Linked DNA regions of Homo sapiens: regions 1 and 2 are each linked to region 3. Evidence: chromatin loops called from intact Hi-C (ENCODE). Cell type or tissue: endothelial cell of umbilical vein. All regions are shown on one strand.

What was found. Peaks named below come from ENCODE experiments on the same cell type or tissue, not always from the same donor. Only the 100,000 strongest peaks of a DNase experiment are listed, where the experiment ranks them.
Region 1: a loop joins it to region 3, with 4 times the contacts of the local background. A loop is called at or near these places in 3 of 110 quality-filtered maps.
Region 2: a loop joins it to region 3, with 2.7 times the contacts of the local background. A loop is called at or near these places in 2 of 110 quality-filtered maps.

What each region holds. Positions count from the first base shown.
Region 1 is chr1:233,022,052-233,030,051 of GRCh38, reverse strand. It overlaps PCNX2 (pecanex 2), which reads left to right. Exons shown (of 34, transcript NM_014801.4): 26 at 4,653-4,906. Among named protein-coding and RNA genes, the nearest start is that of NTPCR, 75 kb to the right of the region's middle. In endothelial cell of umbilical vein, a CTCF peak has its summit at 4,626 (motif pointing right); a DNase peak (open chromatin) is centred at 4,661.
Region 2 is chr1:232,807,879-232,815,878 of GRCh38, reverse strand. MAP10 (microtubule associated protein 10) reads right to left here. Exons shown (of 1, transcript NM_019090.3): 1 at 5,950-8,000. The coding sequence ends at 7,712. LOC101927711 (a long non-coding RNA gene) reads right to left here and starts at 550. Exons shown (of 6, transcript XR_949278.3): 1 at 112-550. In endothelial cell of umbilical vein, no CTCF peak of the experiment used is centred here; no DNase peak of the experiment used is centred here.
Region 3 is chr1:233,109,264-233,117,263 of GRCh38, reverse strand. All of the region lies in intron 21 of PCNX2 (pecanex 2), which reads left to right. Among named protein-coding and RNA genes, the nearest start is that of NTPCR, 160 kb to the right of the region's middle. RefSeq lists an enhancer at 1,463-2,662. In endothelial cell of umbilical vein, no CTCF peak of the experiment used is centred here; DNase peaks (open chromatin) are centred at 3,663 and 4,123; H3K27ac peaks cover 3,488 bases.

The DNA.
Region 1 (8,000 bases), 87 kb after region 3:
ATGGAGAAGTGTGAAATAGGGGTGGAAAAGCAACTGAAGACATATTATCCAGATTTTTTTTAACTGATGAAAAATATCGATCCACAGATCCCAGGCCCTCAACACATCCCAAGCAAGACAAACACAAAGAAAACCAAACCTAAATGTGTAATAATCAAATTTCTGAAAATTAAAGGTAAAGAAAAATTATAAGCACATGTGAGATTTGTAATCGTCATCTTACCAAGAGCATGAGAGAGTTTAAAAACACATTTGCATTATATAGAGAGAACCAACAGTGTGAATTATCTCTGACTTATCAAAAGAAATCATACAAGCCAGAAAACAATGGAATAATATTTTTAAGTGCATAAAGAAAAATCAAAAACAAAAACTATCAACTCATAATTCTACATCTAGGAAAAATATTCTTCAAGAATAAAGTCAAAATTAAGATATATTTTCAGATTAAAAAAGCTAAGATAATCACCAACTGACCTGCACTATAAGAAACTTTAAAAGGCATTCTTCAGGCTAAAAAACAATATTAGATGAAAAATCGACTCTACACAAAAGAATGAAGATTGTGAGAAATGGCAAATATGTGAGCAAAGATTTTTTTCTTTTTAAAATCTTTTAGAATTGATTGTTTAAGCAAAAAATTATAAGAATGTATATTTGGGTTTAAATTACATATTGAAGTAAAACGTTTGACAACAATAATACAAATAACATGAGAGGATAAATATTCCATTGTAATGTCTTATATCATTGGAGGACTCATATGAAATTGATTCATAGTAGATTGTGATAAGATAAAGCACACAGATTATAACCCTTAGAGAAACTGAAAAAATAAAAGAGGTATGGCTAAAAAGCTGATTGAGAATAAAAAATAAAATACCAAAAGTTGCTCAATTAAAAAATAATGACTGGGCCAGGCACGGTGGCTCACACCTGTAACCCCAGCACTTTGGGAGGCCAAGGTGGGTGGATCACAAGGTCAGGAGTTCAAGACCAGCCTGGCCAATATGGTGAAACCCCATCTCTACTAAAAATATGAAAAATTAGCGGGACCTGGTGGCAGGCACCTGTAATCCCAGCTACTCAGGAGGCTGAGGCAGGAGAATGGCTTGAACCCGGGAAGCAGAGGTTGCAGTGAGCTGAGATCACACCATTGCACTCCAGCATGGGCGACAGAGTGAGACTCCATCTCAAAAAAAAAAAAAAAAAGGACTGGAAAGAATACAAATTTAAAAAGTTGGATAAATAAAAACAAATAGGAAAATAGTAGACTTTCACCCAGTCCTATAAATAACCACATTACATGTAAATGGATTAATCACTATAATTAAAAATTGGAGATCATCAGACTAGATAAAAAAGCAAGTCCTAACTACATGCTGTTTACAAGAGATGTTTTAACTATAAAGATCTGGAGAGTCTTAGGAACCCTCACACCTATTTGTTTTGTGCTATTTAAAAATAAAAAGATAGAAAGTTGCATTCCTTACAAACACTAATTATAGGAAACCTGGATTAGCTTTATTAATATCAGACTTCAAGATGAGGTGTATCACCACACTAAAGAAGTATATTTCATAATAATCAAAGAGTTAATTCATCAAGAAGACATAACAGTCCTAAATGTGCATACACCTGATAACAGAACTATAAGAAGCAAAAACTGACTGAATTAAAAGTAAAAACAGAAAAATCTACAATTATAGTTGAACACATTAACACTATAGCTTCAATAAGTGATAGAAAATTCACACAAAAATATTAGTATCTAGCATATTTGAATGATACTGTCAACCATTTTAAACTAATTGACATTTACAGAACACTTCATGTAGCAACAGCAGAATACAGATGTTTTCAAGAGCATTTGAAACAGTCACCGAAATACACCATGTGCTAAGCCATCAAATAGCTCTCAATAAATTTCAAGAGACTGAAATAATAAGTGTTCATTCTCCAGTAACACTGGAATTAAACTCGAAACTTACAAAAATGTACATCATAAAAATTCCCAAATATTTGGAAAATAAGCAACACACTTCTAAACTCAGGAGTCAAGAAAGGAATAACTAAGTTAATCACAAAATAACTGAACTGAATGAAAACAAAACGCAGCATATAAAAAATGTGTGGGATGCAACTAAAGCAATGCATAGAGAGAAATGTGCAGCTGTAAAAGTTTATATTAGCAAAGAAGAAAGGTTTAAAATCGAGATGTAAGCCAGCGTTTGGCAAACTAGGGTTCATGAGCTTAGAATGGCTTTTACATTTTTAAAAGGAAGAGGGGAAGGGGAAGAGAAAGAGAAGCAGGAGGAGGAAGAGAGGCAGCTGCAACAGAGACCACATGTGGCCCACAATGCTTAAAATATTTACTCTCTGGCCCTTTACAGAAAAACGTTAGTGACCCTTGACGTAAGTTTTCACCTCGTACTAGAAAAAACTGATGAATATAAATCCAAAGCAAGTAAAAGGAAGAAAATTTTAGAGATAAGAGTTGGATGTCTATGGTTTCTCTAGAAAATAGAGAAACATTGGAGGAAAAATAATGAAACTAAGTGATGCTTCTTTGGAAAAATCAAGGATGCCAATTTTCACCACTTCTGCTCAGCAGCGTACAGGAGATCCTAGCCTGTGCAATAAGGTGCCAAGAAAGATAATAAAGTCAAAAAGATTTTTTAAACTTCCAGAAATTGTTGCCTACATTCACCGTCTCTGCTTTTTCCCCTCCCGTTATTTCTTGAATTCACGCTCATGAGACTACCCCTCCCCCACCATTCCACCACAACCCGTCTTGCAAAGATCAACATACACCTCCATATTGCCAAATCTAACAGTTAATTCTTCATGTAATTTGACCTGTAAGCATCATTTGATGTAACTGATGTTCCCTCTTCCTTTAAACTCTTTTTTCACTTGTCTTTTGGGACTTGGTTTTCTTTCTAACTCACTTGCCATTTCTGCTCTATCACTTTATTGGGATCTCTTCACCTGTCCAACCTTTAAATGTCGGAATGCTCAGAGTTTACTTCTCAGACCTCTTCTCCATACTCTCTGTACACTCTCTTATTAGCATATAGGTGATTTGAAATAGCCCCTACGTGCTAATAACTCTCCTAGATTTTATAAATCTCCAGCCAGGGCTTGTCCCCAGAGCTTCAGATTCCTTAATCCAGCTGCCTCCCTGACATCTCCATTTTGATATATTAGGCACTTAAAACTTAACATATGTAAAAGTAAATCCCTGATCTTCCCTTCACTCCTACTCAAAGGCTGGTCCTCCTGCAATCTTCCTCTCCTCTGTAAATAGTAATTTCATTCTTCATCCTGCTCAGGACAGAAACCTTAGCATCATTCTTTTCTCATCTTTTCAATACCCCATGTTGAAATTCATCAACAATTCTCATCAGACTGCTTTCAAATGTATCCAGAATCTAATCATTTCTCACCACTTCCTCCAGCCACCCAGGACCAAGTCATCATTCTCTTGCATCTGGGTTCACTAACAGCTTCACAAGTGATGCCCTGGCTCCCACTCTTGTTCCCTCGACAGTCCTTTCTCTGGGCAGCAAGCCAGAGTGGTCCTCCTAAGACATAAGTCAGACCACGTTTCTTTTAAGCTAAAGCCATCCAACCGTTCCTCTAACTCATTCTAAGTTGGATCTGCCCCTGGCTACCTCTCTGCTTCATCTACTACTTTCCCACTTGTGCCCTCCACTATAGACTTTCGTGCTGCTCTAGGAACATATAATAAGTATGTTCCCACCTCAAGGCCTTGGACGTAGTCATCTGTCTGCCTGGAAAACCCTTCTCTCAGTTATCTGCGCTGAGTTCCCCCCGACCTCCTTCAGGTCTCTACTCAGACATCCCAGGGAGACCTTCTCCGATCCCCTATTTAAAATAGCTATTCCCACCCTGTCATTCCAGACCTTTTTTGCTTTATTATTATTTTTTTGTGTCTGTCTTCTTTAACCTGAACTGATAAGCTATACAAGGACAGGGATTTTATATATTTGTTTCATTGCTGTATTCACAGTGCATTGGATGCACTCAATATTTGGTGAGTAAAGTAAGGTATTCACTAGCTCATCAGTTTGTTTATTTATTTGTTTGTGTGTTTACTGAATTTCTACCTGCCAGGCACTGCCCTTAGGGAGCTCACAATCTAGTAAAAATAATAGGAACAACTACCATTTTTGCGTGGTGACTAATCACTTTGCATATGCCATTTTATTTCATCCTTACAATAGCCTGTTTTACAGATGAGGAAACAAGCCTGGACCAGTTAAATAAATGGACTAAAGTCAAGTAGCTAGTATGTACTACCTTTTTCAAAACCTGTTTGTCAACTACTGCCTCCCACTGAAATGATGTTCTTCTGTGTTGACATTTAGCTCATATCTCCATAAAAATTTTTAAATCGTTTAAATATATTTTCTACAGAGACTCAGACTGAATGTGAGTGAATAAAAGAGTTCATGATTATGAGAATTGTGACTTCTTTGGGGGACTTATTTGAGGACAAACAAATTTCCTGATTCCTCGACTCCCTTCAGCCTCTTCCCCTCTGATGAAGGCATGGGGAAATCCGTTGAAGCAAACATTCTAGCATGCCTTCTCTTCAAACTTCCTTCATGTTTGTGCTCGGCCAGGAACCTACTGCCAGCAGAGGGAGGTAGAAGCCATCATGGAGGGCGACGAGGAGGACAGAGGCTGCTGCTGCTGCAAACCAGGCCACTTGCCTCACCTGCTGTCCTGCAACGCTGCCTTTCACCTCCGCTGGCTCACCTGGGAAATCACGCAGACCCAGTACATCCTGGAGGGCTACAGCATCCTGGACAACAACGCGGCCACCATGCTGCAGGTGTTTGACCTCCGAAGGATCCTCATCCGCTACTACATCAAGGTATTGCTCTGTTTCCCAAACACCTAAGGCAGAAATGCTAGGATGGCACAGGAAGCTCCGAAAGAGCTCTGTCGAAAGCTAAATTTTGAAGCCTGTCATCCTCAGCTTCCGAATTGGAAACCCAGCCATCTGGGGAACCATTGCTTTTGGAAAAATCCTAGAGGGCTTTGATTTAACCTGAGATTTGTGCCCTGGGTCATATCCTAAGCTTAGGCACCAATAAGCAGTTTGTTTTCTTATCTAGGTCTTCTTTGTCTCTTCTACCACAGCATTATTTGCTTGTCCTGATGATGAGGACAAATTTAAATACCCTATAAATATTTCTAAGCCTCCATGTTTGAGTTATAAGGGTCAAATTAGATGCTCTGCACAGTGTCCACTTTAGAATCAGAATTATATTTTAAGCTCATAAGGAGAACTCAAAATGTAGCTAAACCATCCAGTCAGAATTGGCTGTGACAGCCTTTCCCCCTAACTCACATGGAGACTAATAACATATTTTTTCAGTTGCTCAGTGCCTACATCTGCCCAATTGTATTCAACCTCAGAAATCATGGCAGTTTGGAGTAAGTCTCCTGGAAAACAAGTGTGGCACCTGACTGAGGATGTGTAGTGTTCATCCGGGCTGAGGTGTTTTCTGAAGGGGAAGGGGCAGGCGAGAGCCGTGTGGCAGAGGAAATCTTCGCTGTGGGTCCTATTCTGGGAGTATGGGGGGACTTGGCATGGTGGAAGTCCTGGATGGACCACAGGAACGTCACCTCTTAATGCTGTTCAAAAAGAGGAAGCTCATCCGTCGGAGGCCACAAGGCCCTCTGCCAGCGTGCCGAGACAGGTGGTCCAGCAGAAATAAGAAACACAGAATGAAAAGATAACTTGGCACCTAAAGTTTTAACCAGCTAACAAACAAATGGCATTGAGAAATTTGGAATAAATCCAGACATGGTGGTTCACGCCTATAATCCCAGAGCTTTGGGAGGCCAAGGCAGGAGGATTGTTTGAGCCCAGAAGTTCAAGACCAGCCTAGGCAACATAGCAAGACCCCCCATCTCTACAAAAAAATTGAAAAATTAGCTAGATATGGGGTTCATACCTGTGGTTCCAGCTTCTCAGGAGGCTGAGGCAGGAGATTTGCCTGAGCCCAGGAGTTTGAGGCTGCAGTGAGCTGTGATTGCACCACTGCACTCCAGCCTGGGTAATGGGGATTCCCGAAATCCACAATAGCTGCTGAAGCTACATGGAAGCAGAAGATAGGCTGTGAAAGTCAGAAGGATAAATAGCTCTTAGATCTCATCCCCTAGGTGATTGCTACACAAAATGTTTGCAAAACCCTTTTCTGTGGCAGCATGTTTACAACAGATTTAGCCGTTTGTGCTCACCGTCTTTGTGTGTGCTGGAGATGCAAAACATTATATTCAAATTTCATACAAAACTATACATGTTTTGTCCAACCTAATGTAAATGGGGGAAGATTTGGGAAGCATACCAGGGAGTTATGCCTATCTTCTCTTTCTAGACTCTAAGCAAATTCAATATACCAGTTGTGTTAGATTTGGCAGTGAGCCATGAAATAAGAGTGGCATGCATGTTAGAAGCTTATTTCTCTTGGACTTTGATGATGGTTGGTATGGTAGCTTCCAAAATTTGAGTTCCACAATTTAAGTTACAGGCTTAAAGGGATAGAGGAAAGGACACAGAAAATGAAGACCAAGGGCATGCATCAGCAGTCTGTTAATGAGGTTCTAGGAAGCTGCCACAATATCCTCCTGTTGTATCCCATCAGCCGGAACATTGTCACATGCCACCTGGAAGAGGGTCTGGAAAGTGTACTTTGGGCAGCCATGAGCCCAGAATGAAATCGTGTGTTCACAGAAGAAGGAGAAAACAGATGATAAATGGTAACTAGCCATCTCTGTTATCTCCCTCAACAAGGAGAGTGTCCCTTGAGTATTTCCTTTAGTTTTCAGGAGGCAGGACAGGGTGGTTGCAGGAACAGCTAGATCCAGGGGCTGACTGAGCAAGAGGACTCACAGGCCCGTGAAGCAAGTGGCTGGAAGGGGGCAGTGAGGACCAGCAGTGTGGGTCTAGACAGCCACGTAGATAAGCCCTGGAGTTGACATCTTCCTGTTGCCTCAAGAATTAGGCTAGACTCATCCCGGCGCAGTGGCTCAAGCCTGTAATCCCAGCACTTTGGGAGACCGAGGCAGGCAGATCACTTGAGGTCGGGAGTTCAAGACCAGCCTGACCAACATGGAGAAACCCCATCTCTACTAAAAATACAAAATTAACTGGATGTGGTGGCACAAGCCTGTAATCCCAGCTATTCGGGAGGCTGAGGCAGGAGAATCACTTGAACCAGGGAGGCGGAAGTTGCAGTGAGCCAAGATCGCACCACTGCACTCCAGCCTGGGCAACAGAGCGAGACTCTGTCTCAAAAAAAAAAAAAAAAAAAAGAAAGAAAAAGAAAGAATTAGGCTAGACTCTTTCATCTGCTACCCAGAGACCTCCAGTATTGCCACTGGCTGTGTTTCCCACTCCCCCCCCATCTCTCACTGTTTTGTGTACACACTGTGCACACACTACCTGTGCTCCCTGCCCCACATGCTTGCACACTGCTTGCTCCTCCTGCAGGGACTCTCCTCTCCCTTCCACATGCCCGCAGCTTCTCTTCCAACCTCAGTCTCAACAGCTCTTCCTCACCAGCTGACAGCCCGGGGCCATGCCCAGCATTCCTCTCCCCTTGCTCTGCAAACTTTCCTACTTCACTCTATGGCAGTTCCCTAAACAGAGAAGCCACAACTGAGTCCTCTTTGGGTCCTCAGAGCTCTGCTTGATGACCTGTTTATTGCATGGCCCAATTTGTTTTTTTGTACTGAATGAACAAAGGTTCTGGGGAACATGGATTTGGAGTCTGGGCCATACAGTCTGGACAGAAGAGATCCTAATTCAGTCAAGGGTCTGGTGGCCTGCTGCAGGCACGAGTAGTGGGACTGGGGTTCAATACTGAGCCACATCCCTGCCTTTCCATGAGCCAGACACGTGGACAGGCCCAACTCGTCACCATGGGGCCAGCAGATCACCGTGAGTGGGAGAGAAG
Region 2 (8,000 bases), 300 kb after region 3:
CTTGTTCCACACAGAATATATAGATCGTGATGAGGAAGGCCTTTAAGACAACTTCAGACCCAGCCACCCCATAAATGTTAGCTCGTGAGTAAAAACCATAATCACTTGTACCTTGGAGATCTGTGTGGCGATCAGAACCAGAGAGGCAACCGGTCTTTAGGTGCAACACTGTGTCACAGCAATAGAAGCCACAGCAGTTGAAAACCAAGTCTAGTTGGTGGGCAACATGGCCTGGCATTTGTCAAGAGCAACCATGCAAATAAGGCCAAGTAAGCTTCTCAGGATCTTGGACCATTTAGGATGATGGAGTTCATAAAAGCTTGGTGCTGGATTTCCTGCTAACATAAATATATGGAGCTAGAATAATCCACTGGAATGTAAAAGGGGGATTGTTATATTTATACCCCACACTAGTGCAGGGGGCCATACTGGTTACACTTACATATCCCAAGAACATCGGCAAAACAACCCATTTGAAGGGCATAGCACTACTATAGAAGTCTGCAACTAGTGCTAAAGAAACGTTATTAAGAAAGTCCTTTGGGAGGCCAAGGCGGGTGGATGACAAGGTCAGGAGATCGAGACCATCCTGGCTAACATGGTGAAACCTCATCTTTACTAAAAATACAAAAAATTAGTAGGGTGTCGTGGCGGGCGCCTGTAGTCCCAGCTACTCAGGAGACTGAGGTAGGAGAATGGCATGAATCCGGGAGGCAGAGCTTGCAGTGAGCCGAGATTGTGCCACTGCACTCCAGCCTGGGCAACAGAGTGAGACTGTGTCTCAAAAAAAAAAAAAAAAAAGAAAGCCAATCTTTATAAAAATCCTTGGAAATCACCGTAACTGACAAGAACAGAGACAGTTAATAAATGATTATGTATTGTTCAATAATTTCATGTTACATACTGAAAATACTGTATGCAGAATCACATTAGCTCTACCTCCTAAGAGTTGCTATGAGTAATCCTGTATACAAGTGTTAGAAGCCAAATTTGTCAGTAGTGTGAAATGTAGGCATTTTAGTTCAGACTGTAAAATTAAAATTTTAAAGATAATGTTCTAGATTCTGAAGAGAAAATGTGTAACCCCCAACAGAGAATGCTCCAGTATGATACACATAACTATGTCCACAAAGGTAGTGCCAAATACTATATGTACTTGGATAACACAATGGAAAACATGTAAGCAATTGGATTTGCCTCTACCAGCTTGGAGTAACAACCAGGGCCAGCTATACAATTTGTGGCACTCTGTCAAAAATGAAAATGTAGGTCTTATTGCTCAAAAAAGGAATAAAAATAGATCTTTCTTAAAGTATCTAAAATATAAAGCTTTTTCCTTTCTTTCAAAGTCTCCCCCTCTTGATTTGCCATGGTGTTTTTCAATGGCCACTTGCATTATTTTTCCGTTGCTGCATAACAAATTAGCAGCTTAAAACAACAGCCATGTTTTCTGATAGTGTTCATGAGTCAGGAGTCCAGGCATTGCTTAGGTAGGTCCTCTGCTCAAGGTATCTAAAATAGTCAGATGTGTAAAATCAAAGGATGGAATGGTGGTTGTCAGGGGCTGAGATGAGGGGGATATGGGAAATTATTAATCATTGGGCATAAAGTGTCAGTCAAGCAAGGTTAATAAGCTCTAGAGAGCTGCTGTGCAACACTGTGCCCACAGTCAACAAGAATGAATTGTATGCTTAAAAATTTGCTAGAAGCGTAGATCTCATATTAAGTGTTCTTACCACAACAAAATAAAATAAACTGGAATTTAATCTAATGATAGACTCTGATTCTGGAAATGATATTATAAGGATTGAAGAAACATTATTTTTCTGAGATTTATGCTGAAAGTCTTTCAGTTTCTCTATGAAAGTGAGAAAGGCAATGAATATGGAAAACAGCCTGTTTCCTCATCTATATTAATACTTAGCTCACAGGGTTCTGGTAAAGATGAAGTGAAACAGTGGAAGTCCTTCATAAGCTGTAAAGTGCTATTCAGTATAAGAAGACGTTAGTGTTAAAATTAATGACAACAACACATCAACAAATTATTAACAATCCTATTTGCCAATGAAAAATGAAGCCATAATTTTAGTAAGATCCTGCCTCTCACACTGGTTTTTAGAGGTTGACAGTAGGAACTCACACTGTGATCAGTGAGGTAGGAAGAGGGCACCAAGAAATCACTGTAGAAAAGAAGCACTAGAATGGAAGGAAGTTTCCCCTGAAAATATAAGTTCTGCCCTCCGACATACTTGGCTTCTGGCTATTACAGAGAATATCAGGGATACAGAGTACTTTGCTAACAAGAGGCGTGCATGTTCCTACTCAGGACTTTTTTTTTTTTTTTTTTTTTTTGAGATGGAGTCTCGCTTTTGTCGCCCATGCTGGACTTTCTCAGGCGATTACAAAGATCTTTTCCCTCAGGTTAATAAACACTATCCCAAAGTACTTGGAAATAGTCTTAAAAATGTTGGATATGCAAGAAACAATTTTCAGGCCAACTCTTTTGAAAATAGACTCCTCTGTATCTAAAGCAATCCACTATTTGTTACGTCATTCTGAGTCCAGAATTCAGTCCCAATTCACTCCACAAGGTTGACGCTGAAATTGTTAGTAATGAGATACAGTACTCAAGGCAGCTGATGGGTGTGAGACTCTCTGTGATTGAACAGCTTCCCTTAATAAAACAAATTGTGAAGTGCTCCAAGGTCTTCAGTAAAGAAGAGCTGAACGAGAAATCTTTGGGTAAAAAGAAGGGACTTTCTAAAAGGCCCTATATATTTTTTCTCAGTCTTTTGATAATGTAGACTCTAGGGATATGCTGCTCTCCCTTTAGGATTTCTGCTCAATTATAGCCACAACCAAAGTCATTTCCTACTGCTTGTATGGATCAACTAGAAGATCCTTCAAAAAGAACGATATTAAAAACAAGAAGCACATAGAAAGGGACATAACATAGAGTATCCTAAATAGTCAAGCTATAAGTATAGGTTTCTGATCCTGCAGTCACCGACTTACTGACTCATGGACCTCTTCTCTTCTATGTTCTTTCTGAGTATGACCTTCAGCTGTTACCTTGTCTCACTATTGCTCAGGAGCTCATCTAATCTCCTGTGCTGCCCTGTTCCTGTAAAACACAAACTTCCTTTCAATTTAAAACCCAAATCTTTTCATGGATTTCTGCTACCAAGGGCTCTACTACTCAGTTACAGTATCTGGCCTGAAAGCTAAGTCTCATCCCTTCCCAACTCGTTCTGTAAGTTTCTACCTATTTTATTATGATGCATTATGACAGCTCCTTCCCCACTCACCCCATCCCCACCCCAGACCTCAAGGTATTCAAAGGAAAGAATAAACATTTTTTGTGTACCTACTATGAAAAAACATGGACTATATATAAACAGGAAAAAAAAATTGTTTAGGAGGTTTTAAAACAACCTCATATAGGAGGGGCTACTTACCTAGATTTGCAGGGAAACGTATGCTTCCCAGCACTGATACACCACTTTCTTGCTCTTTTAGAAAATTTTGTCTTTACTGGGGACCTGGATCAGTGTTTCCTTTCTTTCTGTATAGTAAGGACATTTTGTAGTCCCCTCTCCTAAGTACTCTGCACAAAGCTAGATGCCCCATTTTGCTTAGTACTCTGAGAAGGGCTCCTTCTTCTGCTTGGTTTTGTGGCTGTGCTCTGTGACCTAAAGTCTTCTTGCCTGGCCAGAAGTCTGTGCTGACTCTTTTATCACCATGGACTTCTTTTGCCTTGCTATGCTATAGGAAAGTTGTTTAAACTTTCTGGAAGAAAGACTTGATTTCTTGACTGAAGTTTTAATTGAAAATGCATCCCCCTAGGCTGGAATACAGATACCACGGTGCATTCTTTGTAATATCATTAAATACATCACCTAACACTCACTCACACTCATTGTCATATATGCTATATATGTTATTTGACTCAATCCTGAAACCAATTCTATAATGAAGAAAGTCTCCAAGGAGTAAAATAATCAAGGATGCAAACGCCATTTGTCTGTCTCCAATGACCAGGTTTATACCATTTTAATTTGCCACTAGGGTTAGTAGTCGCTCCAATAACATTGAGACAGTTTGAATATATGTTTTGGTGTCAAAGGTGAAAAATAGTTTTTCTCCTTGGTCCCAATACCTATTCTAGTAGGTAACCTTGAGCCCACCCCAGCTTCTTGCCTGTCCTCAGGGTTCTGCTTTTCCCTCAGTTGTCCCTTAACCTGCTCCTATGCCCAAGCCCTGCCGACCAGCTTGAACTTTTTCTGGGGCTCTGTTGGAAAATACCATCTTCTCATTTCTCCAGAAGCATTCTCATGGGGCTGTGTTGAAGAGTGGATTTGTAACCAATTTTTTCATCAACATAATCTCAACTGCTTTGTGTCTTCCAGAAGTTCCTCAAACTGGGTGTCTTGTCCACCACCAGCATTTTCCTTGTTTTCCAAGGCTACTTCGGGTGCATTCATATTTTTATGTCTGTCATTTCCGTGGAATTTTGGAAGGAAAACACTATAACCTTTCCTTAGTACACAATTTTGAAGCAAAACCTCTTATCTAAGTTTTCTAATTTTTTTCTAGAATTATTATAGTTCAGTATAACAGAGATCTGAGAAGAGTTTTTAAAAACAACGAAATACTTCTAACACTAAGGCTTGGCACTCCAAGCTAATGAAGATCCTCCTGAAGTCTGTTACTTCCAGGCATGACAGTTAGGTCTCCAGAGAAAATCACTTAAGAAAGCCTTGGTCCTTGACCAAATGAAGTTTTCCTTGTATTGTTTTAGGTTAAAAATAAGAAAAGAATGACTCAGCAAGTTTTGGCCTATATATTGTCATTCTGTACAACTCCCTAAATATTTAAATCTAAATTAAAACATAAACCGACTGAAGAATGTCTTTCTCTAGGCCCAAGGACAGTTTGATGCAGGAAATTTAAATATTATTTATATGTTGCTTTGTTATGAAATTTATCTGCCTTGCCAACAAGTGTGGTAATTTAAAAGCTGGGTTTTTTAATTAACAGTCTTGACCTATATTTTGCTACCAATAAAAGTCTGGTTCCTAAATGTAATTCCATACTAAATTCACTGCTTGTACATGAAGAAAAATCTAAATTAATTGACATGTAAAGGAGTGGCTCTCAGCAGAAAGCCATAATAATTGCATGATAGAAGTTTAATATCATTGTTCTTTGCATCTGAAAATGTCATCAATAGCATGCATTGTAAGTGAAGGGAAAAAACCCAGCGTACTGTATGCATCTGCACAGCCCTCTGCAAATGTTTATGGGAACAGTTCAGAGGACTTATTATTGGTGGTTGGTTCCTAAGCTGTAAACATTCAACATTACATAGAGGTAGGTCTTAACATCTTTTCTGTGGCTCACTTTGCATTTTAGACCCTCTCCCACTCAGCTTTGTCCATAGCAGTTTAGACACCCATGATATTCAGAAGACCTTTTGGAAGGTTTGCAATAGCTTGGTTTTACAATGAAATGACAGTCTCCCTTATTTGTGACTTGAAATACTATTTCATGTTTCAATAATTTTAAGCAACTAAGGAGATAAATAAGGCTCCATGAATAGTATCTATTACAAAATTCTTTTAAAATAAGCTTATAGATTGTAGAATTAAAACATGGAGTAGAATTTGTAGAATGTAATAGGAAGGACTAAATACATGAAAACAGATATTTTCACTAGAATTAGACTAGAAGAAACAATTATCACAATTCTAGAAATAAGTATTCATGGATTAACTCAAAGAGAAGCGGATTCAGCTACTCAGCTTTGTAATTTAAAGTGCATTAGTTTTTTGGTCTTGTTGTACCTTAGACTTGCTAAATTAATCATTTTACCTATTCTTACCACAGACAATGACTTACTCTCTACCAAATAAAACGTTGGTTTATAAGGAATTATTTCTTTGATGATTCTGATATTGCTTATATTTTTATTGTCTCTTCCATAGTAATGACAAATTGCTATTAAACAATTTACACAGTTCACATCATTAAACATCTAGTTACAATACCTGGCATTACAATATTTTGATTTTGTGAAATGTTATACTATATGCTTTATATTTTAGAAAAATTAAGATCATAGCCACTAGCCACAGAAACCTTTCATATCTCAAAACTTTAACTGATATAATTTCTCTGCTTATTATTTTCAATAATTTAAAATATTCAAAATGTCATGACTACTTACTAGTGCTCATTTATAACCTAAAATAATCTGTTATTCCTATTGCTTAGAATTCTATTATTATACTTAGCATTTGAGGCTCTCTGTAATCTGGCATTTTCCTTACTCAACAAATGTCCTTTCTACCACTCTGTAGCATGAGTGGATCATTCTATTCAAGATAATATTTTAAATTGTCCCATAAATATATCAGGCTCATTCCCATCACTCTTTTATTCATATTGCTCCCCAAAATGTAACATCCTCTTCTCTCTTTTTACCATCTATCTATATTCTAGTATTATGATCATTCAGAATACCTATATAATTAATTACCTTTAAAGAAAGGAAATTAGAACCTCACTTCATACATTCAAAAACGTTAGATATATTAAAAAGTCTAAAAATTAAAGTATAACACAGCTAGAAGAAAATATATGTAAATATTTGAACACAGAATAAAGTCTAAATATAAAACCAATGGAATAAATTATAAATTATCACTGGATTTCATAAAAACAAAGTTCCATACACTAAAAATAACCATTGAACAAACTGAAATGACAAGAAACTGAACTCCTATATCAGAAACTGTATAAAAGATACCTTCTTAAGTTTCCCTTTCCAAATATTTCAGAGAACACCTGAAGGCTATTTATACCAAGCAAAACAGAAATATTACAGTCAAATATATTTCCAATAAGGATTTTCTGCAGGTTTATTTTAGGGAATCTGCTTATTTTTGCTGCTTAATTCTAAACCCTCCCATTAGGTATTTTAAATGCCTGGGCTTCGTTTTTTTCAACAAATGTTTTTATTGCACTGCAGCCACATGCCAGGAATTGTGCTAGATACAAAAATGCACTGATGTGTAAAACAAATATGATCCCATCACACAACTGAAGCCTAGTGGAAGATAAACTTTAATCAAGTAATCACACAAATTGTGGCTTATAAACAAAAGGTGCAGGGCACTATGAGAGCATATAAAAGCAACTTCACCTATTGGGGATATGGGATATGTATATGTCAAGGAAGACTTCTTATCTACATACAACTGTAAGCTTTTAAAACAGCAGGGCTCTATCATAAATAGATTCTGCACCTTTCTGCATCTAACACAGTAAGTCTTCTATATTTGTTAAATAATTTGTTCCAATTAAAATTTGAGGCTGTCCTTACTAACTAGCCTTCTTTTTCAGTGGTGTGCATGAAGTCAGCTTTAGAATGATCAATACTGTAGACTAGACACTTTAAGAGAGACAATTTAGAAAGACACACTTTTATTCTTATGATTAAACAATTTAAAAAGAAATCTGTTTATATGATTTAATAATCAATATTATCAGATTTAATGGTAAAATACCATTTAAACATCAAAGGAATAACGTTAATTCATATTTCTTTAAAAAATTATTCACATAATTCATGAACTAAAACAGCTTTAAAATTTTTTTCACTAACAGTACACATAGGTCCTTGAAAGTTTTTTAAAAGCATGTATTTTTACATTGTGTATCCTGGAAGTTTATTTATTACTAATTCACAAATATCTTTGCATTGCTTGGAAATATTTAGTGAACCAACATCATCATTGCCTTCTTCAAAGTGATCTGATGTACTGCTATCCAGGACATTAAGTTCGGACACATTTGAAGGCAGGTAAGAACTCACCTGGGATGTTTGTGGTGACTGGCTTTTTTCTAAAGATTTCCAACTACTTCTTGTTTTAACAGAGATGTCTTGAGCTCTCTTTGTAATTTCAGAATTGTGCATACTATTTTGATCTATCTGG
Region 3 (8,000 bases):
CTTCCTCTCCTATTTTCTGGAGAGATTTTGTGGAATTGGCATTAATTCTTTAAACCTTTGTTAGAATTCTCCAGTTAAGCCATCTGGTCTGGAGAACATTTTGAGGGAGTTTTTAAATTTATAAGTTAAATTTCCATAATAGTTGTAGGGATATTTAAATTACCTATTTCATATTGGGTTTTCTGATAGCTGTGTTTTGGAAATGATCTGTTTCTTCTAAATTGACAAATTTACTATTGTTCTGTTGTACTATGTGTTGTTGTTCATAGTATTCCCTTATTGCCCTTTCTACATACGCAGTTTCCTTAGTGATACCTCCTGCTTCACTCCTGATATTATTAATTTGTGTTTTTCTTTGTCAGTCTTTCTAGAGATTTCTTAATTTTATTTATCTTTTCAAAGAGCTCTTTGTTACATTGATTTTCTTTATTTTTGTCTTATTTGTAATTTCATAGATTTCTGCTTTTATCTTTATTATTTTCTTTCTTCTCTTGGGATTTATTTTGCTCTTCTTTTTGGGGGGGCTCTTGAGGTGGGATGTTGTTATCAATTTGAGACTTTTCCTCTTTTCTAATGTATGCATTTAGTGCTATAAATTTCCTTCTGTGCACTGCTTTAGCTGTGCTCCACAAATTTTGAAGTGTTATACATTCATTTTCATTCAATTCAATGTATTTTTCTTATTCCCCTTAAGACTTCCTCTTTGATCCATGGATTATTTAGAAGTATGTCATTTTCCAAGGGTTTGGATATTTTTGTGTTATCTTTCTATTATTCATTTCTAGGTTGATTTCTTTATGGTCAGAGTACACTGTATGATTTCATTTCTTTTCATTTTGTTGAGTTTTTTGTTTGTTTGTTTTAATGTCTGTGTGTTTGTGTGTGTGTAGCCTAGAATATGGTCTATCTTTGTATCTGTCCATGGACACTTAAAAAGACTGTGCGTTCTCCTGTTCTTGGATAGAGTATTCAATAAAAGTTGATCATATCTTGTTGCATTATAATGTTGTTGAGTTCTGCTATATTGTTATTTTTTCTGTCTAATCATTCTGTCAATTGTTGAGAGTGGTGTGTTGAAGTTTCCAATCATAATTGTGATTTGTCTGTTTTTTCTTTCAGTTCTATCAGTTCCTGCTTCACATATTTTGCATTTCTATTGTTTGTTATATATACATTTAGAATTGTTAGATCTTGGTGGATTGATGCTTTTATCATTATATAATGTCTTTTCTGGTAATTTCTTTGCTTTCTCTGAGGTTTATTTGATAATGATATCACTGCTCCTGTTTTTGGTTGATATTTGCATAATACACATTTTCTCATACTTTTACTTTCAAACTGTTCATATCATTACATAGACAGCATATAGTTGAGTTATGGTTGTTATTCCATTCTGCCAATATTTGTCTTTAGTATATTTAGACCATTTCATTTAATGTAATCATTGATATGGTAGTGTTTATGTTTGTCTTTTTTGTTGTTATAGTTTTCAGTTTGTTTTTTCTCTATCTTCTTTCTTTTTGCCATGGATTATTTGAACTACATTTTCCACTAGAACTCTCATACATCTCCTGTATGATAATTCCAACATCTATGTTATATATGACTCTGATTCTGAGGCTTGCTGGCCCTTTAGTTCTCTAAACTACATTTTTTCCTGCCTTTTGCTATGCCCTTAATCTATTGTTCAAAGTTGAACCTGTTGTATCAGGTGACAGGAACTGAGGTAAGAAAGCATTTAATTTGAGAATTTATGTTACTCTAAGAGTTAGGCCATGTTTAACGTTGCTTTAGCCTTTAGCTGTGGGTCTCAGAGGCTTTAGATTTTTCTAGTGTCCTTGTTTTTGTCTCATCTTGACTTTCGGTTTCCCTTAAAGCTTCTCTTCGGAAACGGTTTATGTCTTGTAGCGCTATTATCTGGGATCTAGTGTTATTATATTGAGTTCCTGTTGGTGTGCTGGTAAGGTGTGGGGTAGGGGGAGCATTCTATTATCTTCCAATTAAATCTGTTTTTAATTGGGCCTGTGTCTCCGGGCTGTAACCTTCACAAATGTTTCCAAAGTGGTAAACTTTTTTTTTTTAATGCCCTCGACTTCCTTCCCTGGTTGTAGTAGTCTCAATCTATTTCCCTGAAGCCCTGACACCCAATGACTATGTTTCTTCCTCCCTTCCTCTTTCCAGTGAGATAAACTGGAGTAAACTGGTAGGGAAGGAAGTTCTTTCTCCCACGTGGGATCGGCTCCTGTGCAGTGCTGTGCTCTGGAGGATAAGCCTGTGTGTTTTGCATTGTTTAATCTTCCCCACCTTCTACCAGAGCCGTGAGGGGATGTTTCTTGATCTTCACCATGAGAACCTAGTGGGGTTTCTGGAAGTAAAACCCCTGAAAGTGTAGGCCCTTCCCTAAGACCGTGGTGCCTGTGAGTTTCTTAATCTCATGGTAGGCCACCCTCAGCCTGTATAACTTCATGAAAATTATCATTTAAATGTTCCTAGGAGTTTATGGCCACAGCACCTTTTGCCCCACAGAAGCTAATCTGCATTGTGACTTTCTGGATGCGCCTGTCGCTCCGTAGTCCAGAGTTTTCTGTGACCGCTGCAATATCAGTGATCTGATGGGTTGAGACGAGCCATCAGTTTTCTGTTTATCCAGCTTCTTCTTCTTGTAAAAATAACTTCCAAGCTTTTTACATGCCACAGCAGAAACCAAACGTCTCTGAAGTCTTTCTTTCAAATCACAAGCCATATTTTGTACCTTCTCTGCCCAAAACCCTGTAATGACTCACCACTTCATACAGAGTAAAAGGCAAACCCATGACACTGGCCCAGCACCAACTGGTCTCCGTTCTTGCTCTGACCTCCTCTTCTGTTCTTCCTCATGCCCAACCCAGGTAGACTTGCAGTTCCTCCACTATGCCAGATGTGCTGCCACTGGAGACTCCACGCTCTGTTTCCTTTGTCTTTAAATGTTCCTCCCTTGATATCCACTGGACTCGATCCTTTTTTGAGCCTTTGCTCAGATCTCACCTTTTCAGTCAGGTTTGCCCTGACCCACCCAGTTTCATATTGTAATTTTACCCTACTTCACCGTTCACCCCAGGTTTCCAATCCTTTCACCCTTTTAAGTACTTGCACTACTTTTTACCTTTTTGTCATAGCCGTCATCATCTTATAACACACTTTATAATTGTTTATTATATTATTGTATCTCCCACTATTATTAAGTTCCTTGAAGGAAAAGATCTTTGTCTCTTTTGGTTACTGATAGAACCCCAATTTGCAGAACACAGTCAGGCACAGAGTAGATATGAAATAAAACTCCGGAATGTTGAATATTGCTCTCTTACAATGACTGTTCATTAGCATATCCTAAGTCACTTACAGAGGCTGACTTGAACTCAGTGCTATTCGAGTCTGCACAGGCTCAGGAGTAAAGACTGGTTTGCAGAAGTTCCATGCAGCCACTGCATAGGCAAAACACATTTTCTGGGCTTTCAGGGATACATTTGCACTCTCAGCTGCCACCCAGGATGGTTCAGGGAAAGAATTTCACAAGCTCTGCACTATGCCTGAAAACAAAGAACACACACCTCTAGTGCGTCTGTGTTCCCAGGAAGACCGGAAATGCCTCAGTGGTGAGACCACTGCTGTATTTCTTTCTTTCCTACCTTACACAACATCTTACAAGAGGCAGGCTCGTAATAATTACTCAGCACATATTGACTGAATTCATTTGAGAGCTTCCGAGATGGAAAACTGTTTTTTTGAGAAATAAACTCTTAGCTTGGATGCAGGGGTTGGGTGGCGTTTTATTATTCTAGAGAGATGCTGACTCATAGTGGTGGGGGAAGGGAGTACGGGGAGAAGCAAGGCTTTTAGACTGAGCCTATGGATTACTTAGATTTCCTCCTCTGGCTTCTCAAGGTGTATGTTTTGATTTTCTTGGCTTCTTATGAATCTTGTTCAGCTGTCTAGCTGCTGCCTGCTGTCCTGTTCACAGTGGGGAGTTAGCACAGGGCCAGTAGAGCTGTGAGTTTGTTGCTCTGTGCTGTCTAGTCATCAGAATCCCTCTTGCAAAACCAGGAAGAATAAACCACAATCTGCTTCTAGCTGTAAATCTACCCTGGTGATGACAAGCTGATGTCACCCAACTGGCCAGCTCACTGCGTTGTGACCACAGCCTGTGGCTGCATTCTTAGTGTTGTATTGTGTAATTGCAGGAAAGTGCCTGCACAGAACCTACACATCCCTTAAAGATTTACAGCCTAACACATCCACTTTCTTGTCTTCTCCTCCCTAGGACGGCACCCACACACAAAGAGGATGATTTCCCTTAACTCAAACCATGCAAGTTACTGCAGTTCATCTCATGGGAGGGGCTGAAATACACGCTAGTAACTCCTCTGCCCTTCAGCCTTCAAAGTAAGAGTCAGCTTTTTCTCCCCATTTGGGACATCAAGCCTAGCATGTAAGACTTAAAATTTTTTTCTTCATTTTTGCTTAATTCTCATGCCAAAGTATACTATAATAAATATGTGAATTTAGTTATATTGTTCAAAGATCTACACAGACACATTCATCCCGCTAACACATCAAAGAAGTATTTACGAACGCCCATCTTTTTAAAAAGTTTGCAGCATTCTCTGCTGAAAGAGAGAATTCTCACTGGTTAAATGTTGCAGTCCCTCTGGGCAGTGATGTGCCTTCATTAATAGAGAGAATTGAAGAGCCAGAGCTGGTAAATCTTCTAAGGAGCAGGGAAGTAAGGTGTGCTTAAGGCACAAAGGCTACTTGAGTGGCTTCAGGAATTCAAGACAGGTGACAACTCTAGACTCACTTGCTGAAAGAATTTTGAAAACCTTGCTCATTCAGCACCTAGGAGTGCCCTCTGAAAGGCCCTCCTTAAAGTGCTTCCAGAATAGAGAACTCAATCTGGTGAAGCGCCAGGGAAGCCTTTTCCTTGCAAGGCTGACCACTGGCATGTGCCTTCCTGTGCTGGCTGTAGGCATCTTGTTTTATAGGATGTACATTTGGAACCTGCAGATTTCAATTCTATACCAGGTGCTCATATTTAGGACAAGATCTTCAAGGTCACAGATTTTCCCATTCTTTCTTTCCTTGAACTAGCAGTTTTGGAAGTACTTTGAGTGGTCCAAACCATGGTGTTTCTACCTTAGGTGAAGAAAGGCTATGAATGAGACTGAGATAGTTACTATAAAATTTGAAACATCCAGGGAGGAAGAGAGGATAAATACCTGTCTTATCAGAAAAAGCAGTGGCAATTGCAAAGATGTGACATGTAAATGAGAATCATGAAGTAATCGGAAAAATTCCATTGAACCCAAGCTCCTATAGCCTATGCGCTTGATGAACTGGAACAATACCTGAGGCCTTCAGTCACTTGTTTCACTTTCTGAAAAGCATTAACTGAAATACCTACTATGATCCTACAAATCTTCTAGAAGATAAAAGTAAAACTGTAAATAATACCAGTGCCTGCTGCCAATGACAGTGCATTCTAATGGGGGATGCAGGAGAGACAGACATATAAAAAATAATTTGGGGCTGAGTGTGGTGGCTCACACCTGTAACCCCAGCACTTTGGGAGGCCGAGGTGGGCAGATCGCTTGAGCTCAGGCATTCAAGACCACCCTGGACAACATAGGGAGACTCCATCTCTACAAAAAATTCAAACATTAGCTAAGTGTGGTGGTGCTACTTGGGAGGCTACTTTGGAGGCTGAGGTGGGATGATCGCTTGAACCTGGGAGGTTGAGGCTGCAGTGAGCCATGATTATGCCACTTCACTCCAGCCTGGACAACAGAGCAAGACTCTGTCTCAAAAAATAAAAAATGAAAAATAAATAATTTTGAAACAATCTCATAAGTGCAACCAGTAAAATAACCTGTATTTATGAGTACTTATAATATTCTGGTTCTTGAGCTAAAAATGTACATGGATGACCTCATTCAATCTTCACAATAAATTGCTGAGGTAGGTAGGCACCAGTCTGCTGTGCAGATGAGAAAACTGAGGCTCAGTGGACTGAAACCCATCTCACAACTAATAAGAGGCAGACCTAGCATCAGAACCCGGGTCTGACTCCAGTGCCCATTCTTGCTGCCAAGATTCTGTACGACTTTCCGTGTGATAAAAAATGATATGCCAAATATTTTAAGAGTCTCTAGAAGGAGACAAGTGATCAGGGCAGTGGAGAGAAGGATAACAGGATAATCTTTGAGGGGATGTCACTTTGAACTACTTCTTTATTCCATTTTATTTCTTCTACTGACATATTATTTGTGCCATTTAAAAGTCATTCTCTTATATTAGGAATATAAAAGTTAATTCGTCAGTATCTGCCTTTAAAGGTATATGTGTGGTGTTGTTACACTACACAGAAAGTGGTATATTATTTAAATAATATAAATTTAAATATATATTAAATTTAAATAATATTACGTTTAAATAATATACCACTTTATATGTAGTGTGAGGAATTTTAACATTATTTCTCCTTCCTTTCCTTTGTGCTATTATTGTCATATATTTATTCTTACATATGCTAAGAACACACAATCCGTTGTTTACTATTCTTGCTTTAGAGGAAAATTGCTCTTTTAGAGCAATTAAAAATTTCTAAACATGATTTTAATTTATTTATTTCATTCCCAATGCTCTATATCTTTGTGTAGATTCAAGTTTCTGACCTGAAGTTTTCTTCTGCCTGAAGAACTTTCTTGAACAGCTCTTGAGTGTAGGCCTATTGGCAAGACATTTTGTCAGTTTTGTTTGCATGAGAAAGTATTTCTCTTATATTTTTGAAAGATATTTTTGCTGGGAATAGAATTCTATGTTGATAGTTCCACAAGATGGCAGTTCTCCCAGCCATCTTAGCACTTTATAGATGTCCCTCTATGACCTGCTGGCTTGCATGGTTTCTGAGGAGTCTTCTGCAAGGCTTACCTTTGTTCTTCTCTGTGGAATATGTCTTTTTTCTGGCTGCCTTCAAGATTTCTTTTTGTCGTTTGTTTTCAGCAGTTTGAATATATGTCTTTTGTTTCCAGCAGTTGTTGCATATGGTTTTTGTTGTTTGTTTATTTATTCATTTGTTCATTTGTATATTTATGCTCCTTGGTACTATCTGATCTTCCTTTTTTTAATTTTTTTTATTTTTTGAGACAGGGTCTCCCTCTGTCACCCAGGCTGGAGTGCAGTGGCACCATCTCAGCTCACTATAACCTCTGCCTCCTGGGTTCAAGTGATTCTCCCACCTCAGTCTCCTGAGTAGTTGGGATTACAGGCATGTGCCACCACAGCCCGGCTAATTTTTATATTTTTAGTAGAGATGGTGTTTCTCCAGACCTCAGGTGATTTGCCCGCCTGGGCCTCCCAAAGATCTGGGATTACAGGTGTGAGCCACTGCGCCCTGCCTGATCTTCTGAATCTGTGGTTTGGTGTCTGTCATTTTGGAAATTTATTGGCTATTATTTATTCAAATATTTCTTTTGTTCTGCCCTCTTCCTCTTCTCTTTCTGAGGTTCAAAACATGCCTATGTTAGACAATTTGGTATTGCTCTGAAGGTTTTGGATACTCAGTAATGTTTGCAGTTTTGAACTCAGTTGTATTTTTGTGTGTCAGTGTGGGCCATTGCTGCTGACCTGTCTTCATGTTCACTGATTATTTCCTCGACTGTGTCCAGTGTGATGAACCTGTGGAAAGAAAGCCTTCTATATCTGTGACTGTGTTTTTCACTTCTATCATTTCCACTTGACTTTTTATTTTATAGTTTCCATCTCTCTGCGGAGATTACCCATTCAATCTTTCATCCGGCGTTGTTTTCCAGTACAGCCCTTAACATATTAATCACAGTTCTTTTAAATCCCCTGTCAGATCGTTCCACTATATGTGTCATCTCTGAGTCTTACTTTGATTACGGCTTTATCTTCTAGGAGTGAATTTTTTTTCTTGCCCTTTTGTGTGCCTCATAATTTTTGGTTGA